Regions from separate parts of the Homo sapiens genome. Here all the other regions are linked to region 2. The links are chromatin contacts, found by Hi-C or POLR2A ChIA-PET in ENCODE. All regions are on one chromosome and are shown on one strand. The core of a region is the stretch at or near the end of the contact, and the rest is flanking DNA. Distances in the headings are between cores, read along the strand shown. Region 1 has its middle 27 kb from the start of NGRN. Region 2 overlaps IQGAP1 (IQ motif containing GTPase activating protein 1). Region 3 overlaps IQGAP1 (IQ motif containing GTPase activating protein 1).

Region 1 (3,335 bases), core at 1-2,500, 110 kb after region 2:
TGCTTCTGGCTTCTTCTGGGACGAGGCCACTGGGTGAGCCAGGGGCTGGCAGCACATCCTTTGCTCCTCCTGGGCACTGGTTCCAGCGGAGTTGAAAAATGCCACCTGAAGGCAAGAGGTGAGTGTTCTTGTAGGGGCATACACAGAACAACTGGGGCAGGGAGGTGGAGCGCAGCCCCTTCCCTTGGGGCCTCAGAGAGTGCACCTGTTGGTCACAGGTGAAATGGTGTCTGATCACTGGCTCCCGGAAGGAGTGAAAGTCCACAGAAATCAGAAAGCGGGGAAACCAAGAACATAAGGGGGTCTGGGAGGGACCACAGAGGAAGGTGGCAAAGTGGGGGCAGGGCAAGTCAGGCTCACCACCGTCTCCCGGCTCTCCAGGTCCCCTGGGATGTTCGGCATGGGCTGAGGCGCCTCCTCCTCCATCTCCTGTGGGGGGGTGGCCAGAGGGGTCCTCAGACAACCCAACAAGGGAGGTACTGTGGGCTCACCTCTGCCCCCACACTCACTGTGTAACCTTGAGCCAGCCCCTCCCCAGAGGGGAATGAGCTGTTCTTTATTTTTACTTTTAAGAACCAAGATCTTGCTATATTGCCCAGGCACAGTCCCACTACCGATTGGTGCAGGAATTCTGACCTGCTCCATTTCTGACCTGGGCCAGTTCTCCCATCCTTAGGCAACCTGGTGGTCCCCCGCTCCCAGGAGGTCACCATATTGATGCCAAACTTAGTGCAGACACCCAGTCAGCATAATGGCCAGCTGTCTTAAAGGTCTCTTCCATCTCCTCAATCCTACAGTGCTAACAGTCCCCCTTTCCTCCTGGGGCTCTCTCCTCTTCCTCTGAGTGGTGTCCCGTACCTTCCCCAGGGAGAGCCATGAGGCTCAACTGGGCCTGTAGTTGCTGGTTCTGCTGGCTGGTAGCTTCCAGGTGCTCCTGAGATGCCAGGAAAGAGGGTGAGAAGGCACAGAGGTTGCCAGGTTGTCCCTCTTGGGGCCCCGTCCTCAGCAACTCCCTCCCCTGGGTCTCCTGCAACTTTTGGCGGGCCATCTTAGCCACTGCTTTGCCCTGAGCTTCCTGCTGCTGCAGCTGGTCCAATGAGCCGGGTCTGCAGCAGTAACTGCCTGTGCAGCGCCTCCTTCTCAGAGGTCAGCTGCTGATAGGCTGCCACCTGCTGCTGATAAGTGGCCACGTACTGCTTCAGGTGACCCAGGTACTGGCCTCGCTGCTGCTGCAGACTCTGAGCCTCTTGGCTCTTCAGCTCCACCTGCTGGAAGTCCCTGGGCATGAGGGCAGCTGGTGGCTGGCTTCCAGATTCCTGGCCCATTAATAGGGTAGTGAGGGCACTGTGGGGCTCTGTGGCCTGCCCAGGCCCCTGGCCCCTTGCTCCAGGCCTAAGAGACTGCCTCCCTTGCCTAGAACCCCATGCCTCCTTCCCCAGCCTCAAATCTCACGTTCTTCTTCCAGCCATTTAAACTGTAGGCCACAGACTGGTGGAAAAGCAGAGGGAGCCAACCACCATCTGCTAAGTGTGCTACATGCCTAATGTTTCCACGTATTATCTCATTTAACCCTCGGCACCTCTGCGAAGAAAAAGCTCACTTCCTTTTGAAGTTAAAGAAACAGAGACTTAGAGATGGAAAGTAGTTGAATGATGACCAGTGGAACCGAGGCCGGAATCCAGTTTGAATCTAAGGAGTCGTTTTGGTTTTTTTCATATTTTGTTTTGGGACAGTGTCACTCTGTGTCCCAGGCTGGAGTGCAGTGGTGCGATCTCAGCTCACTGCAACCTCCACCTCCTGGGCTCAAGTGATTCTCATGTCTCAGCCTCCTGAGTAGCTGGGATTACAGGCATGCACCACCATGCCCGGCTAATTTTTTTTTTTTTTTTTTTTTGTAATTTTGTAGAGATAAGGTTTTGCCATTTTGGCCAGGCTGGTCTCAAACTCCTGATCTCAAGTGATTCTCCTGCCTCAGCCTCCCAAAATGCTGGGATTACAAGTGTGAGCCACTGCACCTGGTATAAGGAGCCTCTTATGCCACTGTCTCTTCCTCTGTGATTGGAGGGCTCCATGCCTCTAGCTGGGATGATGATGTCCAGACCTGGGAGGAGCCAGGGCTACCCACCTCTAAAAGTCAGAGGGCAGGAAGCAAGAAACAGTCATAGGACTGCCCTGGAGGGTGCTGGGGTCACCTGCCCCCAGGCTGCAGCTGCCTCTGGCCTGGCACCTCCCCTCCCCAGAGGCTGGTGCCCGCCTCCCAGACCTTCTTGGACGGGTCGGAGGTTACCGTCCCCTTCAGCTAGCCCAGCTTCTCCTGCAGCTCCTTTACTTGCTGCTCCAACTGCAGTGCGCTCTTGTTCTCGTTCTGGACAGAGAGAAGCAATCAGCAGCCACCCGCTGCAACTGGAGACCCCAGAACTTGGTGTCTGCCTCCCATAGCACTGGGAAGGGTGGAGGGAGGTTAGAAAAATCATCCCCTCTCTCCCACAGCCATCAGAGCAGGGCTCCGGCTCACAGGTGCCTTAGAAGTACCATTTCATGTGAGGGCTACACTGCCCCATTTTACAGGTGGGGAAACAAAGGCCTGGCGGGCTAGGGAGGAGGGCTGGGGTTGGGGGGCCCAGTCCAGTGTGCCTCAGGGGTGGTATGGACTCCGGCAACGGTCTTGTTGTCGGAGGGGATCTGTGGCTGGGTTGGGGGCCATGACCTGGTGCGTTTTACCTTTTTCCTGGCTGCGGCCCATTTGCCCTGTCGTGTTTTTTCTGACATCATGGGGTGTGGAGGGAGGCGGGGTTGGGCCACATCAGTGAAATCCCAGTGAGCACTGATGAATGCCTCCAGTCACCTACCAGGCAGCTGTGCAACTGAGCCAGAAGAGGCATAACCGGGGCCCCACTAGAATGCAGAATAGGGGCGTGGCCTTAATGCTCCAAGCCCATTGGTCAATGAGAAATATGAAAGGGAAAGGAGGCGTGGCCAGGTAGCACCGTGTCCAGAAGGACCTGTGGTTCACAAGGAAAGCTGCCCATGCAACCGCTGTACCCGACCACTCAGAGAGAGGGAGGGGCCGCCCACTCAGAGGGGAGGGGCCGGCTTTTGCTTTAAAACCTTTAAAACTGTAAAAAATAAACTTTAAAAAATGTATGTGTGTATTCTTTATATATATGTGTGTCTGTGTGTGTGTATCTACGTGTTCCTCCAGAGCTGTCTCCATTATCCAGCTTCTATGCAAGGTCTATAATTTTGGCCTATATTTTTCATCTTCAAATGGAGTACAATAATTACCAGTATTACCTTAACTGAGATACAGATCCTATAAAAATGGAAAATCCATA
Region 2 (3,488 bases), core at 868-3,367:
TCCCGAGTAGCTGGAACTACAGGTGTGTGCCACCACGTTTGGCTTTTTTTTATTTCTTATATTTTGTAGAGACAGGGTCTTAATATGTTGCCCAGGCTGGTCATGAACTCCTGGCCTGATGCTATCCTCCCTCCTCGGCCTCCGTAAGTGTTGGGATTACTGGTGTGAATCACAGGGCCCAGCCCAAAAAAACATTTTGTTATAATAGTCATTTAAATAAAAGACAAATTTTGTTTACTTTTAGCTGTTTTAAAGGTCATCTGAGATGTATGTTACTTACAGTAAAATGACCTGCTGATTAATGCCTACTGCATGCATATCTGTGAGACTTTTTCTATTTAAATGTTATCTTTTTCCTATTTTTAATGATTGTAAGTTTTTTTTCTCTTCTTTTCAACTTTTCCTTTTCTAATTTTGCCCCCACTCCCTCTTGTATTCCTCAATTCATTCTGTTTTTAGGATCACCAGTTAATTCTATTTGAGAAAATATTTTTAGTTTCTTATGTTGCTCATCAATAATCCCAAGCAATAGTCTGACACTTTTTAACCTTATGAATAAATACCTATCAGAGTAATACTATTTCCTTCTGCTGCAGAAACCTCACAGTTCTTAGAGCCCAGTGTGTCTAAATCCCCAAACAGCTGCCCCAACAGAAGCCAAGCCCTAGGCTGGCAGCTGCCTCTCCAATATTCCTTCTGCTTTTTGTTATGATTTCCAATGAGTCAACAGGAAGGTATTCTGAGTAAAGAAGAAATAGAGCTTTTAGACAGGCCTCTCCTCCTCCCACAACCCCAAAAATACAGTTCTTGCCAAATGATCCAAAGCAATTTCCAATCCAATTTGCCACTCCTGTCTGTATGAGGTAACTCTTTAACAAACAAGAAAGTGGTAGGAAGGAACACCTTTCTAAGCTGAATTCAAAGCAGATACCAGGTTATGAAGAAGGGAAGCAATTAGGAAGGGTCCAACAAGCTAGTTAGACACAAAAATACATAAGACAACTGGAGACTTTCCCTCAGGTGGCAGGTGGAAGAGACTCCAAAATAAGTGGCAGGAAATTGATGGAGTTCCCTCACTGACTTGAAAACTACACAAGTTACTTAATGTCTCTGGGCACCAGTTAAAGAGGTTAGACTTAAATGTTGCCACTTCAGCATCTGCAGAAGTTAAGAGCACCAGCTTTGGTGTCACAAACCTGGGCTTGAATTCCAATATATGACCTTGGGAAAAGTGTTATCAACTCTATTTTTTTCCCTCTTTAAAATAAAAATAATGCCTATCTCACAATAATGTAATATGTAAATTTCATCATCATTCTGCTTAATTAACAGTAGTTACTACTGTTGTCATTATTTTTAGAACCAGAAGTATAGCAGCAGCAGACTAACATGGCAGTTAAGAGAAAGGACTTCAGAGTTCTTGCCAAACCTGAAATCTGGATCAACCACTTATTAGATGAATGAGTTAACCTCTCTGAGCTTTGCTTTCTTATCTGTTAAATGTAGATAATAAGCACCTCACAGGGCTTCAAGAATAGCTAATTAGATAAAGCATATAAAGTGCTTAGCACAGTGCCTTGCATGTAGAAAGTATGCAATAAACGGTACTAATCATGACAATGAGGAAGAGGGGGAGAGGCAAGGGGAATACACTGACTTTGGGACAGACAGAAAATATTTTAGATTATGACTGCCTTGCAAATTGCAGGTTTTTGGTTTTTTGTTTTGGGGGATTATTTTGGCTTTCCTTTAGCTGCCTTAAAGTACTGAGGTTTCTAGAATAAAATGCCTTATTGAAATAACTAATTCTTCCCAACATACAACTATTTTTTTAAAAAATTTTAACCCAACATTCAAACTTCAGCAAGTAAACTCTTACTCTTCAAAATAAACCATTAACCAGATCTTTCTTAAACATTAATATGTTTAAGATTTTTTTAATTCACGCACTGTCAAACCACAGAGATCAATCAGATTGCTAGGAGACTTCAGGAGAAAAATTAAGGAGCAGAGCCCTGATTTGATCCGGTAGGCCACAGGCCCTCCAGGTTCCACTGGCACTTCACTCGGCTAACTCAACGATATGGTCTCTAGGCAACCAAGTCCTGAGTTAAGCAAACAACCACAGTAATATGAATCACTTCCGGATGTTCTCACTTTGCCTACCAGCGCTTTCTTACACAAATACTTCTTGTCAAGGGGTTTATTTAGCACCAGCTAGAAACAACCAAGAGTCCATCAGATACCACAAGGCTTAAAAATGTCCAAAACAGGTTCCACTACCAACTGGTATCCCCAGATGTGACACTGTGAAGCAGAAGGAATTGTACAGCAATCAGAGGCAGGTCACCACACTAAGCCGGAAAATGAAATTCCTAGAACATGCCAACTTGGGTCCTCAAATGTATTTTTACTATTTTGTCATTAGGGACATTAAAATATATAAAAACAGTTGCTCTGACCTGTAAGACCAGAAGAAATACATGCCAAATGAGGTCAAACTAACGGGCCACACTTAGCCCAGCCAGATTTTTTCCCCAACCTTGACTGGTGGACAATCCATACACTCAGCTGCCCGATTAACACTGGTTTTTCATGGCCACATCTATTTCAACACCTACGGATTATAAAGGGAAGTGGTAAACTATGTAACCCAACTATCTTGGCTACCTGCTCCTTTTTTTCACCTTGAAAGGATCTTTTGTGCCACACTCTTCTTCATGAACTAAAAAGAGATCATTTAAGCTATTAACAAGAATGGAGACGGAAAAGGAATTAATTAAAAATATAAACTACAATAGGACAAAGCAACTACCATTAACAGAACCAAGGAAAAAATATCAAGACTGTAGAAAATCAAGTCAGTGCAACAAAAGATGTATGTGAGACACATACCTAGAACGCTTATTTAACGTAAACAAAATGAAGAAGAGCCATAAAATAGACTACACAGATCTAACTAATCACCACAGGCATAATGGACAATTTCCTAAAGCTAAAATAAACAAACAAGAGACATTATAAACCAAGAAGAGTCTCCACATTGCAGGCAAAATTGCTAAGCCAATAGCAACCCTAACATGTTAACTGGGGAAATGTTTATACCTCAAGGAACAACAATTCTACAAATTTCAAGTCACGAAAAAAGGAAAAAAAAATCAAGTTACTTGTCATAGAGTTAAAATTAAGCTAGCTTCAGATGTTGTTTCTCAATGATAAGAAGTATAACAAAGTCATATATATTTTTCTCAAAAAAATGAAATATGGTTCACCATAATTTAAAAGTCCAGAACTAGAAATATATATATACATAATATTTGACAAAACAGACATGAATTGCTAATAGGTAATAAACAGCTGGTTTTTAAAGGATATTAGAGGCCTGTAATTCCATCACTTTGGGAGGCTGAGGCAGGAGGATCACCTAAGGCCAGAAGTTCGGGATAAGTTCCCCTTACAATCAACATTACAAGACCCCATCTCTACAA
Region 3 (3,121 bases), core at 490-2,989, 79 kb before region 2:
CAGACCCCGTATATGATACTGACAAATCTGGACTTTGTTAGAAACCAGAAGGAGGTCTTCAAGGATAGGAGTGCTATGCCAGGCACAGCAGCACATGCTAGCATTCCCAGCTACTAGGAAGGCTGAGGTGGGAGGACTGCTTGAGCAAGACCTTGTCTTAAAAAAAAAAAAAAAAAAAAAAAAAAGAGGCAGAGAGAGCTTTGGTACACACAGAAGGGGAAGAGAAGGCAATGTGACCACAAAGGCAGAGGCTGGAACCACACAGCCACAAGTTGAGGGATGTCAACAGTCACCACAAGCTCTAAGAGTCAAGAAACAGAGTTTCCACTAGAGCCTCTGCAGGGAGCGTGGCTCTTCCAGCACCTCGACTTCATGATAATGGTTTCAAATTTCTGGCCTCCACAATTGTGAGACCATGACTTTCGGTTGTTTTAAGCCACCCAATTTGAGGTGATTTGTTATGGCAGCCTTAGAAAATACAAGTAGAGGCCGGGTGTGGTGGCTCACGCCTGTCATCCTAGCACTTTGGGAGGCCGAGGCGGGTGGATCACCTGAGGTCAGGAGTTTGAGACCAGCCTGGCCAACATGGAGAAACCCCATCTTTACTATAAATACAAAAATTAGCCAGGCGTGTGGCGCATGCCTGTAATCCCAGCTATTCGGGAGGCTGAGGCAGCAGAATCGCTTGAACCAGGGAGGCAGAGGTTGCAGTGAGCTGAGATTACACCATTGCACTCCAGCCTGACCAACAGAACGAGACTCTGTCTCAACCACAACAACAAAAAGAAAAATACAAGTAGATAGGGATACCCCTCTTCATTTGTCATAGCATGGCTAAATTAAAATTGGTAGACTATGAACACAAAAATTCTGCAAAAATCAACAGAAACATTCTATGAGAAATAAATAAATACATGGAACTTAACAATAAAGAATATTGTATATTTTATTATTTATATGAGTTTTAAAAGTAGTAACCAGCAAGGGAATCAATATGCTAAAAAACGTTGGTGATAGAACAGAACATTAACTTTGAGATTTTAGGAAAGAACATTCCCAAGAGGTGACAAGATTCCAGTTTGCTACGTGTATGGTGGCTGAAGTAAAAGAAGAAAGCTAAGGGACCTGTGATGCTTACCTGCAGGACAGATCCCCACCACACCACCATCCCTCACAGTCACTGGTATCTTAAAAAGAGTTCAAATCAATTTCCTTTTTTTTTTTTTTTTTTTTTAAGATATGGGGTCTACATTGCCCAGGCAGTGCTCAAACTCCTGGGCTCAAGCGATCTTCCTGTCTTGGCCTCCTGAGCAACTGGGACTACTGGTGCATGCCACCATGCCTGGCTCAATTTCCATTTTATGAAAGGCAAAATAAGACACCAGTTTCTTATAGGTACCCACAAGAAAACCAATCCTGAAATGTCCAGCGGGCTTTGGATCTGAAAATGACTGACTCATGGACCATCAGAGGAAATAACTGAGAAGCCCGGAGCCAGTGTACATGGGGCTATCGGCAAGGAATGCCCTGGGTTGCAGGCAAAACTTCCCAGACAAGTATTGCACTTGGCTGACCACATTCCTGGATGTGGGCCTCAGGTATGCAGGCAAAAAAATTAAAAAGACTTTTGCAATGATCTGAGTCCTGATAACAGACCTACATGGTACTGAGAACCAATCAGATGCCAAATGATTCCTAATAAGGAAACGCCCCTTCTTTCTTTTTTTGTCAACCAGGATGGAGTGCAGTGGCGCCATCAAGGCACACTGCAGCCTCAACCTCCCATGCTCAACCTATCCTCCTGCCTCAGCCTCTGGAATAGCTGGAACTACAGGTGTGCACAACCACACCCAGCTAATTTTTTTTTTTTTTTTTTTTAAGTAGGGACAAGGTATCCCTATGTTACCCAGGCTGGTCTCAAACTCCTGAGCTCAAGCAATCCTCCCACCTCAGCCTCCCAAAGAGCTGGGATTACAGTCGTGAGCTACCATGGCTGGTGAGATAAGCCCTTTCAAGGAGTCAGCAGAATGTTCCGTTCTCCACCCAGCGTAAAACTCCCTGTTTGCCTGGCATCCGGGTACATGGAAAGTAGAATGAAGAATAGTGTTATTCAAAGTGTGGACCAGTGCCAGTCTACAAACTGATCAAAGACAAGATAAAGACAATGAGTCAGAATGTAAATCAATACATTACTTCCTTCATTAAGAAAATCTTGCTATGAAAAAAAAAGTATCAGTTAAACTAAACAGTGTGCACAGATGATTTTCCATTACTGGTGTGCAAACCACACTTTGAATAGCAATGGTGTGGACAGCTGCTACTCCACCTATGCCCAGAGAGCTTCATGCATGATCTAACTCTACTCCACAACAAGAAAAAACCACAACAGACCATGCTGCTCACACCTCCATCTCCCACCCCTCTGGGTCCTCACCCAAGACAAATAAAACCAGAAACGTTTTGGCATTCTGAACTCCCTTTTCCCAGCATTACCAATATTTGATTGGCACACTTTTGCTTTAGATAAATGAATGTTGGTGGTTACGCTATGGCCCTAGCTCAGCTATCTCCTGTAATACGTTAATTTAATTAGCCCAACTCACGATATTTCAGGGAAGCTCACTCCACACCGTTTTCTTTTTCCTTTAATGAAACACAGTGATCTCACCCAATCTATATGAACCTTCTCATTCAACTGTATCCCTAGTTATGCCAGGGTCCATTTAAGTCCTACACCCTCCAGCTTAGAGTGTTCAGACATAAACACTCTGCACCTAGCTCTTAGTAAGGCTGGGTTCATCTTAGCTTTAGGGCCTCAGCTAAATGAAATTTTATCTTCCGGGATAGGCTTTCCCTAACCACCTTATGTTAGCTCCCTCTTATAAAGTCTCCATTAAAGAACCGTACATAAAACTTCATAAAACTTTCTTCAATGTTTAATTATGCTTTTATTTTTATGTACCTGGTTGGTGTCTCTTCCACCCAATGAACTATGAAGAGAGGGCAGGAAGCATGTCTGTTTCACTCATTATTGCATTACTGTACACATCTCTAACACAATGCCTGGCACATAGTTAATACTCAATAAATATTTGCTAAATAAGTGAATTTATTACTAGGT

Evidence for each region. A loop is a pair of places that touch in the nucleus more often than their neighbours do. ChIA-PET counts read pairs that join two places held with the same protein, here RNA polymerase II (POLR2A). Pooled maps may share reads with other maps.
Region 1: a pooled map shows a loop between it and region 2 (2.1-fold over the local background). The contact joins two enhancer-like sites. A Hi-C loop is called at or near these places in 8 of 50 pooled maps. POLR2A ChIA-PET finds 5 or more read pairs at or near these places in 2 of 52 experiments (H1 and activated T-cell).
Region 3: a loop to region 2 is called in a map of PC-9, with 8 times the contacts of the local background. The contact joins two enhancer-like sites. A Hi-C loop is called at or near these places in 13 of 168 maps with a recorded cell type or tissue (Caco-2, Calu3, MCF 10A and 8 more) and 16 of 50 pooled maps. POLR2A ChIA-PET finds 5 or more read pairs at or near these places in 12 of 52 experiments (AG04449, BJ, CD8-positive, alpha-beta T cell and 9 more).

Annotation. Positions count from the first base shown.
Region 1 is chr15:90,291,431-90,294,765 of GRCh38, reverse strand. It overlaps the pseudogene GOLGA2P8 and the pseudogene RN7SL736P. Among named protein-coding and RNA genes, the nearest start is that of NGRN, 27 kb to the right of the region's middle. RefSeq lists enhancers at 549-1,049, 1,050-1,550, 1,394-1,553. Within about 2 kb of position 1,250, at least 3 of the 41 ENCODE cell types and tissues checked have a DNase peak (open chromatin) inside an H3K27ac peak, as active enhancers do.
Region 2 is chr15:90,399,685-90,403,172 of GRCh38, reverse strand. The region is part of intron 2 of IQGAP1 (IQ motif containing GTPase activating protein 1); the gene reads right to left. Among named protein-coding and RNA genes, the nearest start is that of IQGAP1, 13 kb to the right of the region's middle. Within about 2 kb of position 2,117, at least 35 of the 41 ENCODE cell types and tissues checked have a DNase peak (open chromatin) inside an H3K27ac peak, as active enhancers do; they include PC-3, PC-9 and ascending aorta, where a contact is called at or near this core.
Region 3 is chr15:90,478,334-90,481,454 of GRCh38, reverse strand. All of the region lies in intron 26 of IQGAP1 (IQ motif containing GTPase activating protein 1), which reads right to left. Among named protein-coding and RNA genes, the nearest start is that of CRTC3, 50 kb to the left of the region's middle. Within about 2 kb of position 1,739, at least 8 of the 41 ENCODE cell types and tissues checked have a DNase peak (open chromatin) inside an H3K27ac peak, as active enhancers do; they include PC-3, PC-9 and ascending aorta, where a contact is called at or near this core.